Regions from separate parts of the Mus musculus genome. Here region 1 is linked to region 2. A link is a loop called in an ENCODE intact Hi-C map of the cell type or tissue named here. Cell type or tissue: left cerebral cortex. All regions are shown on one strand.

Region 1 (8,000 bases), 130 kb after region 2:
CGGTGCAAAAGAACTGGGAACTGAATCACACATCCAGCAATACCAGATAAACCAATAGAAGGAGAAGATAATCTTGAGTTCCCTTCTGTAGCTGAAACAGATGGTCTGAACTGTATTTCTAGTAAAATACTGAAATATGTTTAAGTATGAAACATAACTTAGGCATTGAAGATTAGTAAAAAATTTTGGTTTTCTTAAACTCTAGAAATAAAATGAATGTGGAAACAGGTAGAAATCATATTTGGGCTCTGACGTTGCTTTTGTCTACAAGTACACCATGTCAAACAAGTGGTTTTGATGTCTGTAACAGATTGTAAGGTACACAGGACTTGAAGCAAATCTCCTACATTCACAGTATGAGATATCTTTGAGGAGACCTGTACATGACTAAGATGCCCCAAAGGGCCACCCTTTCACGTTTAGGATGAGCTAATAAAAAATTTCCACAAGCACAAGAGTCTGTGCAGAAAATTTTGGTGGTAAACAGAGAGGGTGAAAACCTTGGCTTATGGCTTCTTTATACTCCGTTACTTCATTGGAATGAGTTAGCAAATCTCTGTGCAAAAAAAAAAAAAGAAGTAAGTAGGAAAATTCACACCACAAACAGATTTTTATTTTATGTATTTGGTAACATAAGTATTATAAATCTATTTACTACTGCTCTGAAGTCCAGGCTGGCCTTGAAATTGTGATACGCAGACTTCAGTGTGCTAGGATTGTCAGGTAAACAACAGCTCATCCTACATGTACAATTATTAGTTTTATTGAACAATCACTGTATACTACGCATAGTTCAGATTACATTAGATCTGTGCTTTTCTACAAGATAGATCAACTAAGCCCTACGCAAGGAGTGTGCAGCTCAAGAAACAGCCTAGTCTTTACTGTTGAAACCTGTGAGGTACCCACCCACACTCATATATGCATGGAACTGTGCTCTTCTGGTAACTGTGGTCATTTCCTGCTTTCATTAGAGCTTTAGTATAGGCACGTGAATCCTTAAGGTTTGTCTGTCTTCCAGCTATGTGTTAAAATATATCCCTTGGTGTTATTTCTCAAGTAAAATATTATGGTTTATTTCCTCCCATTTCAAAGTGCTCTGCTATTTATGAATTTATTAGTTAATGTGTTCTGCTCTTACTGGAACATGACTAGCAGTTTTTGTCTCTAACCATGTAACCATGAGCCTTTTGTACACATGTGCCTCAGTTCTGCAGTGTCTTCCCTGAGATCATACAGGTGATGTGTAACCTTTGTATGTCTTTACTTCTCCTAAACAATGACAAGTGCATGCTGGATGTGTATCCCCGGGTGACAGAGGCTTATTCTCCACATCCATATTTTACATTGTAATATATTGTCATTTCTATCAATTTAGTAAGTATTTGTAGTTTAATAGTGAAACCAAATAACACTTTTTCTTTCTTCTCCCTCCCTCATTTGCTGAAGCCATGTACATGTGAGACAAATGTTTTACCAGTAAGAGCAGTAGTATCTCTCAGTTCTATGACTTCCTGCAATGGCTGTTCTAATATTTTTCTGCTTTTTAGTTGGGTTGTACTACTTTGATATGTAACAGTTGGTATATAGCTTTTTCATGTTAGTCTTTGCTGTTTATTTGTGTGTGACATTTTCTGACCAAGCTCACTTTTCACTTACGTGATTGTTTTTTGTTTTTTGTTTTTTGTTTTTTTTTTGGAATTCCATAGGGCACAGTAATGATACATTTTTCATTTAATTAGGGTTTGTCTTAAGAAATTCTCTTCTACCTTGAGAAAAATGAAGATTTTTCCTTTGTGTCTGTTCCAACAAAAGTGTTGTTGTTGTTGCTGCTGTTGTTGTTGTGTTGTCACCTTTGGCATTTAGGTTTTCATGTTACCTGGTTTCCTTTCCTCATCTAGTCCTCGACGTGTCCGTACTATCTTTATTCCTTTGCTTCTGGACTGACTTTCTGGGCTGAACTGATCATGAGTCATGTCTGTCAGGACCTTCACTTGTTAATTTAACGAGTGAGCTATTTAACACCATCTTTCTCTCAGCTTTGCAGTTCTGGTGGAGGGCCATTTTGTACATGGATACCATCTTTTTTCTTTGATTTTCATCAGTAAGTGATGACAGCTTCTGTGGGAACCATCAATGCATCCTCTTCCATCTCCCTAACCTATCTGGTGAAGGGTGCTTCCAAATGACATTGCAACGTTGGGAAGGCTACTTCCTGAGGTAACTCAATATAACCCAGTTGGATATACCTTAGCTGCAAGCAGAATGTATGTGGCAGCGTGTAGTACTGGGCCATCATACACCTCCCAGGTGGCAGCCATGATAGCAGCTATAGGTCAGCCAATCACAAAGTCTTTGCCTGCAACCCTGTGGGGCCAACAAGTGAAAGCCTTTCTACCAGTTGTGTGTCACATTATAAGTAGGTTATAAAAGAGTATGCTGGTTACTCCTTAGTGACTTCAGAAAAAGTGATCCTGGGACAGCCTAGTACAGCAATATGGAAGCACAGTGAACAGGCCTGCATCATCCTGTAACAGCAGTTCTGTTTCCAAGAATTTATTTTTCAAGGATACTTTCCACTCGTTCCTTAAGGAGTTCACTAAACTCAGTAAGTAGGTTGTATAACAAAACTTTTAATGAACTCATACAAACAAGAAATAAATCACCATGAAGGAGAGTCAGTAGAAGAAATATATAATATATAATTCATAAAATGTACTTAAATAAACTCAAAGCCACTGAATATGTTAAAGAATCAAAATGATAGAAACACATGCCCAAGGGCTACTGAATCATCAAATTTGGAAAATATATGCAATTAACAATATAACAACAACTGTCAAAATTCTAAAGAATCAGTTAAATAGCAAAGAATACAGAGGTCAACTGAGTGTGAGGGAATGAAAAGTAGGGACAGAACATAGAGTCCAGACAGAACTACCAAGTCAGATATAGTGTGGAAGAAGACAGGTAGCAGGAAAGAGCCACATAGATTTTCATTCAAGTTTCAGAAGGAAAAATAGAATATGGAAGATGTAGCTTCTAGAGATATCATGGTTAGAAATTTCTGAAATTGATTGGTAAATGTAATTTTCAGATGCAGAAATATTAAGATATAAGACAGTGTAAACTTGTATTTGCTTATAGAAAATAATTTTCTATTCAGAATCTTCCACCCAAAAATATTTCCCATAGTTTAAACAATAGCAAGAAATTTATAATAAAAACTGAAAGATCTCCATAGACAATCTTCTACCACAGGGAATTATAAAATAGGTATTTCAAAAACAAGGATAATTCCATTGGAAAGTTGATGTATATTGAAACATAACATTAAAAAAACACTGACTATATAATATAAATCTAGTTTCAGAGAATAATAATCTAAAATAATGTCCACAAATGAAATTTTTCTGGAGGGGTGTGTGTGTGTGTGTGTGTGTGTGTGTGTGGTTTTGTTGTTTCATTTTTTTAAATTGCTACAGCAGAATACCTGAGGCTGGGTAATTTATAAAGAAATGGGTTTTAGTTTTGGCTTACGATTTAAAAAATAATATTGAGGAGCTAATTCTAGGAAGCCCATGTGCCTTTATAATGTAGTAGGGAGTATTATGTACCTGGAGGATGTGTAAGGATGAGAAATAAACCCTTAAGGAAGAGGATAGAACCAAGGGAAAGGATGGTCTCTGAGAGAAAGCATCTAATCACTGAATGTCATGCTCTCTCAAAGACCCTTCCCAACACTGCTGCACGAACAATGTGATGCCAATAGTAATTTTACTGAGAACTGAATAATATGAATCTAAAATGTATGTGGGAAAATAGAAGGTAAGAAAAGTCAAGACAGGCCCACAGAAACACAGACAGAGCACAGGCCACGACTTATATCAATTCTAATTGTAAAGTTACGGTATTTGGGGTTTGTATATTTTGTACAATTTTAGACACTAGGATAAGAGAGGCCCAGGAGCGGAACACTTTCTTTAAGACAATGATTGTCTTAAAGCAATGATTGTAAAATAGATGTTCAGGCAATTCCTGTTTATCAGAGACATAGGACCTCTCACTTCCCTCCTATGTCATGCAAAGTTATCTGTTCTAAAAACCTACATCAAGGTGAAATTCCTAACCTTCTGATAGACAGTACAGGCAGATATGGCCACATCTTTGGTAAGATGGATTTACCAATGAGAACACAGTCTCATCAATATGTGAAAGCAAATATCATGTCTCAAAATTATGTTTCAGTTGATAGATGGTTAAAACAGAACATAGGGGAAGAATTTTTATCACATTAAATACATGGAAAAGAATTAGAATCTGTAACATACAATAATATTGCACCGATTTGTGTGCAAAGCACAAATAAGGGCAAAAGAAAAATGGAATTTACGCTCTCATAATAGAGAATGCATGAGCAGCAGGCAAAAACACTTCTGATTTCATTATGGCCAAGAAAATAGAGATTGAAATCATGGCACAACACCCACAGTTAGCAGGGAAAAGTCCACGACATGTTGCTGTGGAGATGAAGCAGTAAGGAAGAGCTTATTGCTCAAGCAGAAAGACCTACATTCAACCCTTAACAAGCCCACAAAAGCCAGGTGTGGGAGCCTAAGCTTGTTTCTCTGGTACAAAGCAGGCAGAGATGTACAATTCCTGGGGCTTACTGGCCTAATCAGCAACTTCTATGTTGCAGTAAAAGACTGTGTTTCAAAAACACAAATGGGAGACTACTGAAGAATTATTCCTCCTGGTCTCTACATGCATGCACATACATATATGTGTACTTGTGAGCATATAGCACCTACACATGAACACATGTGATTTATAAAATGTAGGGTTGATAGAAGGAGGAGCAAGAGAAAAAAATGTGTTTTCAAGTGAAAACTAAAGCATGTTAGAATTTAATCTCTGTGTGATAAAGAACTCCAGGACTGCCTTAAGGTCTCAGTGTGAACTTAAGAGAGATGCCGTATACATGTCTTAAAGGACATGTAAAATAATATATGCCTTGCTTATAATAATAGAAAAAATAAAGCACCTCAAATTCCCTCTGTCAGTAGGATGGGTGAATGAGCTTGTATGTGTTCATGAAGTGCAGTTTCACACAGCAGTTAGCATCCATGGCTCCATTCCTTATCACAATCAAGTCTGACGAGGATAATATTAATGAACAAACAAAGCATATACTGTGTCTAATAATATTATTTTATAAAACAGAACATACCATGCAAAGATAATACCATGTATATATTTTTTTTGGATGAACAAGGTAGAGGGATAATGTGGACTAAATTTAGGATGTGAATGTGGAATTATGTGAGGGTGCTGTAATGTGGGTGATTCAAATGGAGTAATAATGAAATTTTAAACACTTTAAAAATTTTTCACTTAAATGTTTATTTGTTGAAGTCTATGTATACTTACTTAAGAAGAAACAACACATATAATTAATTAGTTTTAGGAAATGCTTTGAATAACTTCATTTCTAGCATATCCTTCATGTCCACCACTGAGGAAGGTCTGGGTAGGAGATCAGGGCAGGAGCTCAAGGGAAGAATTGAAGCAGAAGCCACAGAAAAATGCTGCTTACTGACTGCCCTTCATAGCCTGCTCAGCCTGTTTTCTTATACTTCCTGGAATATACTTGGCCAGTAGGTCTGGAACACACTACCTACACTGGACTGCATCCATTCCCAATCATTAATTTAAAAAATGCCCCCAGAAACTTCTAAAGTCCAATCTGATGGAGGCATTTTTTTCCAACTCTCAACTCTGGTTCTCTCTTCCCAGATGACCATAGCTGTCAAGCTAACCAAGCCAAAATAAACTAAACAAAAGTAAGCAAAACTCTAATCAGCACAGGTAACTAATGGTTTTATAAGTGCTATAAAGCTTGTCTATAAAGTAAGTTCTAAAGTCCTGCTATAAGTGATTATAACTGATTGATTTATCATTTAATTTTATCTTGTTTAATTTATTGTCCATTGAGTATTAATTTATTGCTATTACAAAATAAAATGATTATTATCTAATAATTATTATTATTACTGAAGATACTATAATGCCCTGACCTAACCTACCTTTCCAGGCTCCTCTTCTGACATTTTCCTTTGTTATCTGACCCTGTACACACCAGCTTTTACCTTGCTAATCTCTTTTTCATACTAGTGACAAAGTTAATTTTCTATCATAGTAATCATATAATTCAAAATTCAAGTCTCCTGTTTGCAATCACCAAGGCTTCTACATGTCCAGTGAAGTCAAGTACACACTCGTATTGTGATTTTGCTTTTTCCCACCATACAGTCCTGTCTGACATTAACCACACCTGCTTCTGCCCCACACTTCGGTTTCTCTCAACAAACAGCTTTCTCACTGTACTAGATATTTTCATGGACCAACCTCTTGCCTTATTTGCAATGCCACAGATGTATTATAATTCCATATGGCCCCTTTCAACTTTATGTACATGTTTACTCAATTTTCTAGGTCAGATAGAGGACCACTCATCTTATGTGGCCTCTCTTGTAGACAGTGTATTTGTAGAACAAATTTGTAGAATGACTTAGCATATATGTTTCTTTATCATATACTCTTATGTATATTTGTTTATAATTTCGATTTTATGTATGTATGTATGTATGTATGTATGTATTATGTATGTATGTATGTATATATGTTTTTACCACTATGTAGATGCTCAGTTTTTGAGATTACTACTTAGTCAATATTCTTAGGCTAATCACTTCATTTCTTTAAGCCATGGTTATGTCATCTGTCAAACAGGAACCACAGTTTGATGTAACTCCCAGGGATTAGGTTGCTAGCGACAGAGTACATGCTAAGCATTTGCTAGTTGTACTGCACTACCCTAGATAACACTGTTCTTATAAAATGTTGGAGCTGAAATCCTATTTAACTATTTCAAGTTATAAACTAGTCCCTACATTAAAAAAAAATAACCTCATGAATGAGTCTTGCTAGTTTTACTCTGGCATTATTTTCAGCATTTTCTCTAGGCAATAATAGGACCAGAATAACAAGGACTTGACATTGCCATAGCTCATCTTCCAGAAGACACCCTCAAGTGAATGAATGAATGAATGAATGAATGAGAGAATGAATATTGGTATCAGGTGCAGCCACTTGTAAAGGGATTAGCAAGAGGCTGTAGAGATTGAATAGACCTAATTGAGGAGACTTTTCCTTTAAATTAGACAGTAATTTATTTAAAAGTTATCTTCACCAGTTATGAAATGTCTGTGAAGTCTCATTGGGTATCTGTTTGCATTATATGTACTTAGAGGCAACAATGTGTTATCAAGCATTAAATGGTCCTTGTTGTTCAAGTCATCACTACCCTGAAAGATAGGCCTACTGAACACAGACATAGCTATAAAATGGGGAAGTCAAATTTTTCTTTCTCATACTGTGTCATGTTGCTGAAATCCAAACAGCCAAAGCTCAGTTGGAACAGTTGACTCTGGGTCTTGAAATTCACTTCTGATAAATCCTGCAGTATAGCTTCTTCTGTACCTTTATATGGCTCAGTCTTCATCTATGTAATGAGCTTAAAACTGACCCCAAATCACTGGACTGTCTGACAGTTAACAGTGCAGTTAGTGTCAGTGTTTGTCAAGTCCATGCAGGACCTTTTTTTCTCTTAATTGAGGCTAACATTTTCTGTTAGATGATTTTCTTTTTTAATTATTATTTGATCCTTGTTTTATAGTCCAGTCTTCATCCCCCTCTCAATCTGCCCCCTGACCGCTCCCCTTCTCATTCTTCCCATCTCCAAGAGGATGTCCCCATTCCCACACCTCCACCTCAATAGACCTCCCCATTCCCTGGGGCCTCAAGTCTTTCCAGGGTTAGGTCCATCTTCCATCACTAAGTCATGACCTGGCAGTTCTCTGCTGTATATGTGTTGGGGGCCTCATATCAGCTGGTGTATGCTGCCTGGTTGGTGGGTCAGTGTCAGAGCAATCTCAAGG
Region 2 (8,000 bases):
CTGACGTCAGACCTCATGGACTTGGATGTATGGGAGAACAAGGAAGCAGAGAGCTACTTCCACCACTGGGTCCCCATGAGTACACCACTGAAGTAACTTTAAAACAGTAGGAACTTAACAGGAGTTTGAAAAACAGACAGGCTTGAGGAGCTATGTAAAGCAAACAACAGGAAGAGAAGGGGTTGTTTTCCTTTCCTCTTCTTGATGTATGGCTGAACAGGTTAAACACCTGTGAGAAGAGAGTGCTTCAGGGACGCCCTTGGACTCAAATTGTCCATGGGTGTCTTGAAGATTGCATGCCTCTCCTTGTGCAGTCATTAGCTGCCTCTTCACCAATGTGGAGGCTGGCAGTGAAGAGCTGGGCCTTCACCTGCAGGTGTTGCTATGGCAAAGGACACTTGGCATAGACTCAGGCTACATTAAAAGGCAAAAGTGGAAATGAGGGTAGAGAAAATAGAAGCTTGATTCAAGTGAATGGAGCTACCTACTCCACTGAGACTTTGCCCAGAACCAGACTGACCTGAACGAGCCTTGGACTCTTAAAACCTTGAAGATGTCCTGAAACTCTGGTAAATAAATCAACTTAAACAACAACAATAACAACAACAAAACCTCCAACAAACAAACAAACCCAAAACAACAAATGCAGCCCATTTTAGTATTAATTCACTGTAAAAACTATTCTGTTTCTAAAGAAGATGAGTAGTTTCAAAAGGATTAAGAAATTGAAAGAAATTGTTACATGAACACTGTAAAATCATTTCTTTTTCCTAATGCAAAAATTGGCTAGCAAAATAGCTGGTTTTATCTGCAATTCTGATTTTTTCTTTCATTGCTACTTTCATTATCATCCACATGGTTTCTCAAGGCAACCCATGCTCATTTCTCTGGTGTCAATCAAAGAGATTTCTGTCTTAACTTAATTTCCACACTGAATTGAATTTTTCTTTTATTTTCCATTTCCAAGTTTGTGCCTCCCGTCCTATTTAGTCATTAGGGTTTCATCGTGGTCAAGGTTTTATCTTTCTATCTTATCTACCTACAAAAATATTTTAATGACATCTAAAAGATATCTGTCATGAATATAGATAGATATGACACAATATGATACCATATGATATGAATATAATTTCTAGGTCAGGACATGATATAGCCACTTCTCCACTCTGACTAGTTGATTAACTTTGCTCCTTATTTACTGGTGGTTAACAATAATGGAAAATTACATGTTGATTGCCTGAGAATTCCTATAGTGGACCTATATGGAGGTTCTTTCTCAGTTCCCCAACCTTAAGGAGTTGAGTGTTCCTGGCTCAGACTTATGGCATGATTGTAAAGGGCAGTGCTATAAATGGTGTATGTTCAATGCACATTGAATTTCTAAATTGCTTGTGACTTCTTGTACAAAAAATGTGCTATGCTTCTAAGTATCTAGGGTATAGTGAAACATGGCTCAGGTCATGAGAAAAATGTGGGTGGAAGGGAACTTGGCTTGAATCAACATCTGGGCATTTTCCTATGCATCTTTCTGCATTGATTAAAAGTGATCATATAACTCTTAGGTACAATGCTTGCTACGAAAAGAGGTTGGAAATAGGATGTATCTCCTTAAGAGGAGGGGCTGGGGATAACTCAGTGTTCATTGTTAACCCTGCCCTTTCCTCTTTGCTCATCTTCCCACCTTTCCTTTCCCTTCTCCTTTCTTTCCTTTGAAAATAATTGCAAATTAAATTTTTTAACGTGTGTGTGTTCACGTGCATTCATCCTTATTTTTGAGCCTGTGTGTGCCTGTTCACATGTGGAGGTACAAAGACAACTTGTAGGAGAAGATCTCTCCTAACATCAAGTCAATTTTGGGAACTGAGCCCAGGAAGTTGGGCTTGGCAGAAGTGCATAATCTATGGAACAATTTCATTAGCTCCTGTCCTTCCTTCCTTCCTTCCTTCCTTCCTTCCTTCCTTCCTTCCTTCCTCCTTTCCTTCTTCCTTCTTATTTATTTATTTATTTATTTATTTATTTAAGACAAGGTCTGTTTGTGTCAGGCTGGCCTTTAACTTTTAACATTCCTACTTCAGTCTAGCAAGTTGTGATTGCAGATATTCATTACTGTACCTTGTGAAGAAATTGTAGGTAACTGGGTTAAAAGAGGAAGGTCAGAACGAGACATTTACTGATATTGGATTATGAATCTCCTATATTTAAGGCAAGTATTCTTAAATTTGCCAGGCAAAAAGACACTGGCTTCTGAGCAAGTGTCAATGCTCACATTATTGGACAGTTTGGGGACTGCTTTTTTTTTTTTACAGTTGCCAAGCCATATTTCTAGATAATATCGTCTATCTGGAAAAAGTTATACAAAATGATTGTCACAGATTTTCTGAACATTCTGATAAATTTTGATCTGATTGTTGAGTCTAACATTCTGTCAACATGTCAAACCCTTGTGTGAGATGCTCACACAAGCTCAATTATTCTCCACCCTGTTTTACAGGAAGTCCTAGAAGTACTTTGATGACAAAAGAATTAATGCCAAACTTGAGTGAATTAGAGCTGCTACCACCTAATTAAATGATTTTGTTCCACTTGCCTTTGTTGGGCTGGATCCATACATAATATAATTTCAGTCCTGTTTGTAGACATCCTTGGATAGATTTGAAATCAGCATTACCATTTAAGAGAGACGTCGACAGCTTCTGTCTAGCCATCAGACATGAGAGATGACCACTGTTGATAGGTTACCCTGTTTTGCCTCTTCCTTGGGTTACAAGGTGGTATGCAGGGTCTGAGTGTTAATCCAGACTCTGCCTTGCCTCTCTCTTCGTAGACCTTGGAATGGTACAACTTTTGTCAGTCACAGAAGAGAGGTCCAGTTATGAACAGCTATGCTGGGCTACAGCAATGAGCCTCTACACAGTGGAGAGAGAGGAAGAAAAAGGGGAAAAAACAAAAACAAAAACAAAAACAAAAAAAGCCTTACAGAACCAACTCACCTAAAAAGCAAACATTGGTTTTTTTTATATGCCTGGCTCTGTTTATGTATATAAAACTGACATTATGGTGGAGCGAAAAAGACCCTCATAAAAATCCTTCTTGAAAACCATTGTTGCTGACAGCCGTGACCTCTGTGCGTCTGCATGTTTACCCATAATTCATAATTAACAAAGACATTAGAACTACCACAGGAGAATTCTGGGCTTTATTTCTTTCTAACTGGGCACTACTAATGCTGGAAGTACTCCCAAATCAGTGATTTAACATTTCAGGAAATCTTGGAGAGGCAGCGGAAGCCTCCTTACACAGCTCATGCGCTGGGACTTTGGCGATATGGATACGGCCGAGATAATTATTCAGCTCTCGTTATTGCTGTAGCTCCGCACCTGATCCCCGAACCATTAGAGCACTCTGCAGGTTATTACAACTATCAAACATCAAGGTCTCTTTTCTAGTCTCTTGACTATGTGGCTATCATTTTACTCCTTTTAAATCCTCCATCTGCAAAGAAAGCCTATGTGCTTTTTTTCTTTTTTCTTTTTTTTTCTCCCTGAGATCTGCTCACGGCTCCTCCCGCCCTCTTCTTTATTGCTCCCCAAATGGAGCCCTTTTCTTACTAGCACATTTGCATGAAAACATAAACGTATATAAACCTCATGCCTCTCCACTTGTATTGTTTTTATACCCTTTCTCTTGTTTGATTTTCTGTTCCAGCCCTCTGTACCTTTTAATTTGGGCAGCAAAGGAGTCAGTAGAAGGGAATTCTCTTGAGCTCAAGGAAACCATGATGTAATAATTTCAGATTATGGGACTTGACAGTGAAAATGTTTAATCTTCTACTCAATTGAGGCCCTCTTGACATTCTGTAAGCTTCTGTGCAGAATTTGTACTATATATGATACCTAAACCGAGAATCACACAAAGGGATGTAAGGAGAATTTGGATAAAGAAATCTCTTTGCATTGTGTACTTATTTGATGGGTCATTACTTCTTACCCTTCCATGGAATTTAAAAATAACCAGTCTTTGGATGAAGTATGCTTTCAATTTGGGTCACATCTAACTCTGCCATAATTTTGCTTCTACTACCCTTCTAGACAAACTAGAAGATGATCAAAACTAGACAGCTCTGCATATTCTGGGCACTGTGTCAGCTATCTAGGGACAGACAAACACTTATCATGATATATAAAGGTACTATTATAAATTAAGAGTCTGGAGCAGACCTCTGCGGGTTGCATCTTAAGTGAATGCAAGATGTTGTCTCTGGATGTCTTACACAGTTTTCACTCCCCGTAGAAACCTTTATTTTGTATAATCTCCAACAAACACCTGTAAAAGAGGTATTCTACTCACTATAGGCCTATCTGTTGAAAAAGCTAATCCAACAAGGGGGGGTTGAGCAGCCACAGTTGGTATGGTGGGGCTAAGAAACATATGGCTTCCTCACTTAATATCGCTGCACAGTTGTCCCACACCATATTCCCTTAAATGGGCATTAGCTCCATAGCCAAATTAGCAGGCTATAAAATACATGAAAATAAATGCTTTTTTGATGTTACAAAAAAATGAAAGGTGGCATAACTATATCTGCCCATTATCAGTATGTGTGCATTCTCTGTACATGTGTACAATAAATGTGTTGCCCTTTCTAGAAAGGGGAATACAGAGAAGATTCAAAGACAGTTTTTCTCTTTTATAAAATCCTAAGCAGTGAAAGCGAAGTAGCTACATGCTGTACTTCACTGTCTTATGCACATAAACCAACTGATTTTCCTGACTTTAGAAGATAATAGTTTCTTTTAGAGCCTCATTTTGTCTCCCCCAAAGAGGCTTTAACTGTTTCAACATTATATTACTCTCCTTTGTCCATGGTGTATATGCATGTTTTCCTTCAGGGCTAAGGACTATAGGCTTCTACACTAAATATACATCTATTAATTAAAATACATGTAGATTAGTCATAAAAGGAAACCAGTGGGCAGCATTTGCTATAAATGAAGTTTTCCTTACAGTCAATGACAGTTAAGAATGCTTCACTTAGGACCCTTCTGCTACTGTGGGGTCATCAAACACAGTCAGAAGCATCCTATTTTGTGTGTGCTTTCATTTTCAATACTGTATGCACTAGCTCTTCTTCAGGATATGATGAACTTCACTATTAGAAAGTTTGAGTTAAAATATTGTGTGTTTTATTTTTTTAAATCTTATTGAGTACTGTCTTCTTATTTAATAAGAAAAAGGCTTAGATAAGCCAAATAACTTGCTTAATGTCATACAGCCATGTGCTCATGACACCCTTCCTTCTGATCTTTTGAGGACCTCCTCCTGCTGTTATATACTTTCATAATGCATGATACCATAAAATCAAGGAAAGATATTTTCAAGTTTTTTTTCTAGAAGAAGTAGAGGCTTAGTTGCAACCATTCATTATCTGGATTGGTGGAAAGATGCATAAATTTGCAAGATGGTGGATCAGTAACATGGCAAAGGCTTTTCTTTTGTATGACAACCAACTGACCCCTAAATGAATTGAACCTATGACCTCTTTCCTCATTAGCTCCAGAACAAAAAGACAACTACCCCAGAAACAATTGTTACAAGCAAGTTACAACACAAATCCCCCATGTTATTCCTTTGGGACTAATTAGAGAGCTAAAACAATGCTCTTTGAAAGACATACAAAATCATATTGCTATATTCTTCTGAGTTGGGAACCTCTTGATTCCATGCAAAATTTTATGTAAGAACAAATATACACTGCTTTGGGGAAAAGTTCCCAAGTTTCTTTAAGACTTCCACAATGTGATTGTGTTATCCAAAATACGTTAAAGCTAATCATTTTATTTGATGTACCAGTGGACTGAAATGACATCACCATTGACCTTGGTGTTTGCCTGAAACAATTTATGTTATTTTACTAACTGGTAGATTCTAATATTTTATATTGCCAGAGAAATGCAAAGAATAGAAAGTAAAAATATATGTGTGGTCTTTATAACTACTTCTAAACAAGTGACAAATAATTTGGGATATTATGAAAATTCAGTTAATGTTTAGAAGTGTCACTCAAATCCTGAAGGCTTTTTATGCATGAGAAAAAATATTATTGTAATCTTTAGTATGGGAATAAAAGAACATCCAGGATAAAGAAAATGAACCTAGCATTAAAAAAAAAACAGTCACATATTTGAGAGCAACTTTGGCTTAGATGATTTATGGAAAACAGCATAGCCTTTCTAGTAATCATGGGGTTAAAGCACTATAAAGAACCTTCCAGATGCACTTTGTTATCCAAGAGACAGATAGAGAGATGCTGTTCTACTGATATATTACGTAAATCATGGTGCCAGCCAGAAAAACAACAGATGACCAATTTGTACAAAGCATTTTTCCTTATGTTACATTTATTTAAAATACATTAAATCGTTGTGTTGAAATTGAGGCAGCTGGCAGTCCAGGCAACCTTATAAGATTTCTGTTTTCTGGATGGAGGCCCAGTCACATAGAAAGATGAGCCACTGGGCTAGTATATTCACTTTGTTCTATGCCAAGCCCTTGCTGATCATAGGTAGTCCAGCATGTACCAGTCATCCCTTCCTTTCTCTCCTTTTCTCTCTTCCTTTTCCTCTTTATACATTCCTCTCCCCATATTTCTCCTCCCTTCTCTTTCTCACTTCCTCTTTCCTCCCAGTCCTTCCTTTTAGAAGTCTCCTGGAATATAGGAAAAAAGGGGTTAATACCCACTTTTCCCAAGTGAAGTCACTAATTAAGGATGCCAAGACTCAATCCAAAGAAAAGGGCCTGTGTGAGATGGAATTGGAGAAATTTGGTCATTTTCCAGGGACCTCTTTTATCTCATGAATCTTGCTATTGCTATGGTGCTTACTTTACTTTGGGGATAAAAGTCTTGTGTTGGTTATAGTAACTGGTTGAAACAGTCTTAATTTGTTGATGAAAATTAAATATTTGTTGCATTTAGTTCATATTTATATTCAGATTATGTATGTACGTATGTAGGTATTCAATGTTTATTGCCAATTGCTTTGAAAACAAGTTCTGAATAACCAAAGTCAAGACAGAAGTCTTTACTGAAGAACTTTACTTTTTTGCTTATTTAATAACAGTTTTATACTAAGGCACGTAATGCTTTCAACTTCAAGAATTTTGGTAGTTTTAGTATGTAGTTGTTTAATGAAATTAATTATCCAACTGAGAGTTTACTGGTTTTAATAAAATTTTCTTCCTTATTGGTCACTAATCAGAGGATTAGAATGGGAAGTTCAGTTTTGCAAGAAGTTGAAATTTGAAGCTGCCAAGATGATAGAATTCTATTTAAATTCATCAACTATTTTTGGGTCACTACTGTGTTCACAACATGCTAGGAACATATTTGGTAAATTTTTAAGGACTTAAATATACTTTTTCTCCTAGGAGACTAAATTAGAGCATAAGAAAAAATACAAAACAAAGTCTGTTCTCTCAGTTTATGATCTATATGGAGAGATTTGTATTTTGGGGAAATATGCAAACAATTAAAGAACAATTCCAGACATCGAATGGTATCAAGCTGAGTACCAAACATAATACAGGCATATAGCCTTGAGTGTTTAGAAGAGGCAGAGGTTATAAAAAATCATTACTTATGAAATGTTACTATAGAAGTTGTCTATAAGGACCCTCATAGGAGATGTAAGGATTGAACTAATTTCTTAACTATAGAGAAGATTACAATGTTTAAGACTGTTGGAACATTTGGTGTTAACTAACAGACCATCAAAATAGTTTATTTTACCATACTTGGGATGAATATGAGGCAAGTTTAATGTGTGAATACTTAAGAAATTTCTGAGGTGGACAAAGTAGCACGCACCTATAATCCTAGCACTCGGGAAGAGAGGCAGGATTATAATACAAGGTAATTCGGTGCTACAGTGTTAGATTTTTCTCAGATGAGAAAAGAAGTGACTAGTGGATTGCTATAAAGGAGAAAGACAAAAAAATATGAA

The links. Peaks named below come from ENCODE experiments on the same cell type or tissue, not always from the same donor. Only the 100,000 strongest peaks of a DNase experiment are listed, where the experiment ranks them.
Region 1: it touches region 2 in a loop (2.2-fold over the local background); 3 of 42 quality-filtered maps call a loop at or near these places.

Annotation. Positions count from the first base shown.
Region 1 is chr11:26,938,060-26,946,059 of GRCm38, forward strand. No RefSeq gene overlaps it. Among named protein-coding and RNA genes, the nearest start is that of Vrk2, 350 kb to the left of the region's middle. In left cerebral cortex, no CTCF peak of the experiment used is centred here; a DNase peak (open chromatin) is centred at 4,529.
Region 2 is chr11:26,811,965-26,819,964 of GRCm38, forward strand. No RefSeq gene overlaps it. Among named protein-coding and RNA genes, the nearest start is that of Vrk2, 220 kb to the left of the region's middle. In left cerebral cortex, no CTCF peak of the experiment used is centred here; DNase peaks (open chromatin) are centred at 3,333 and 6,425; H3K4me3 peaks cover 535 bases.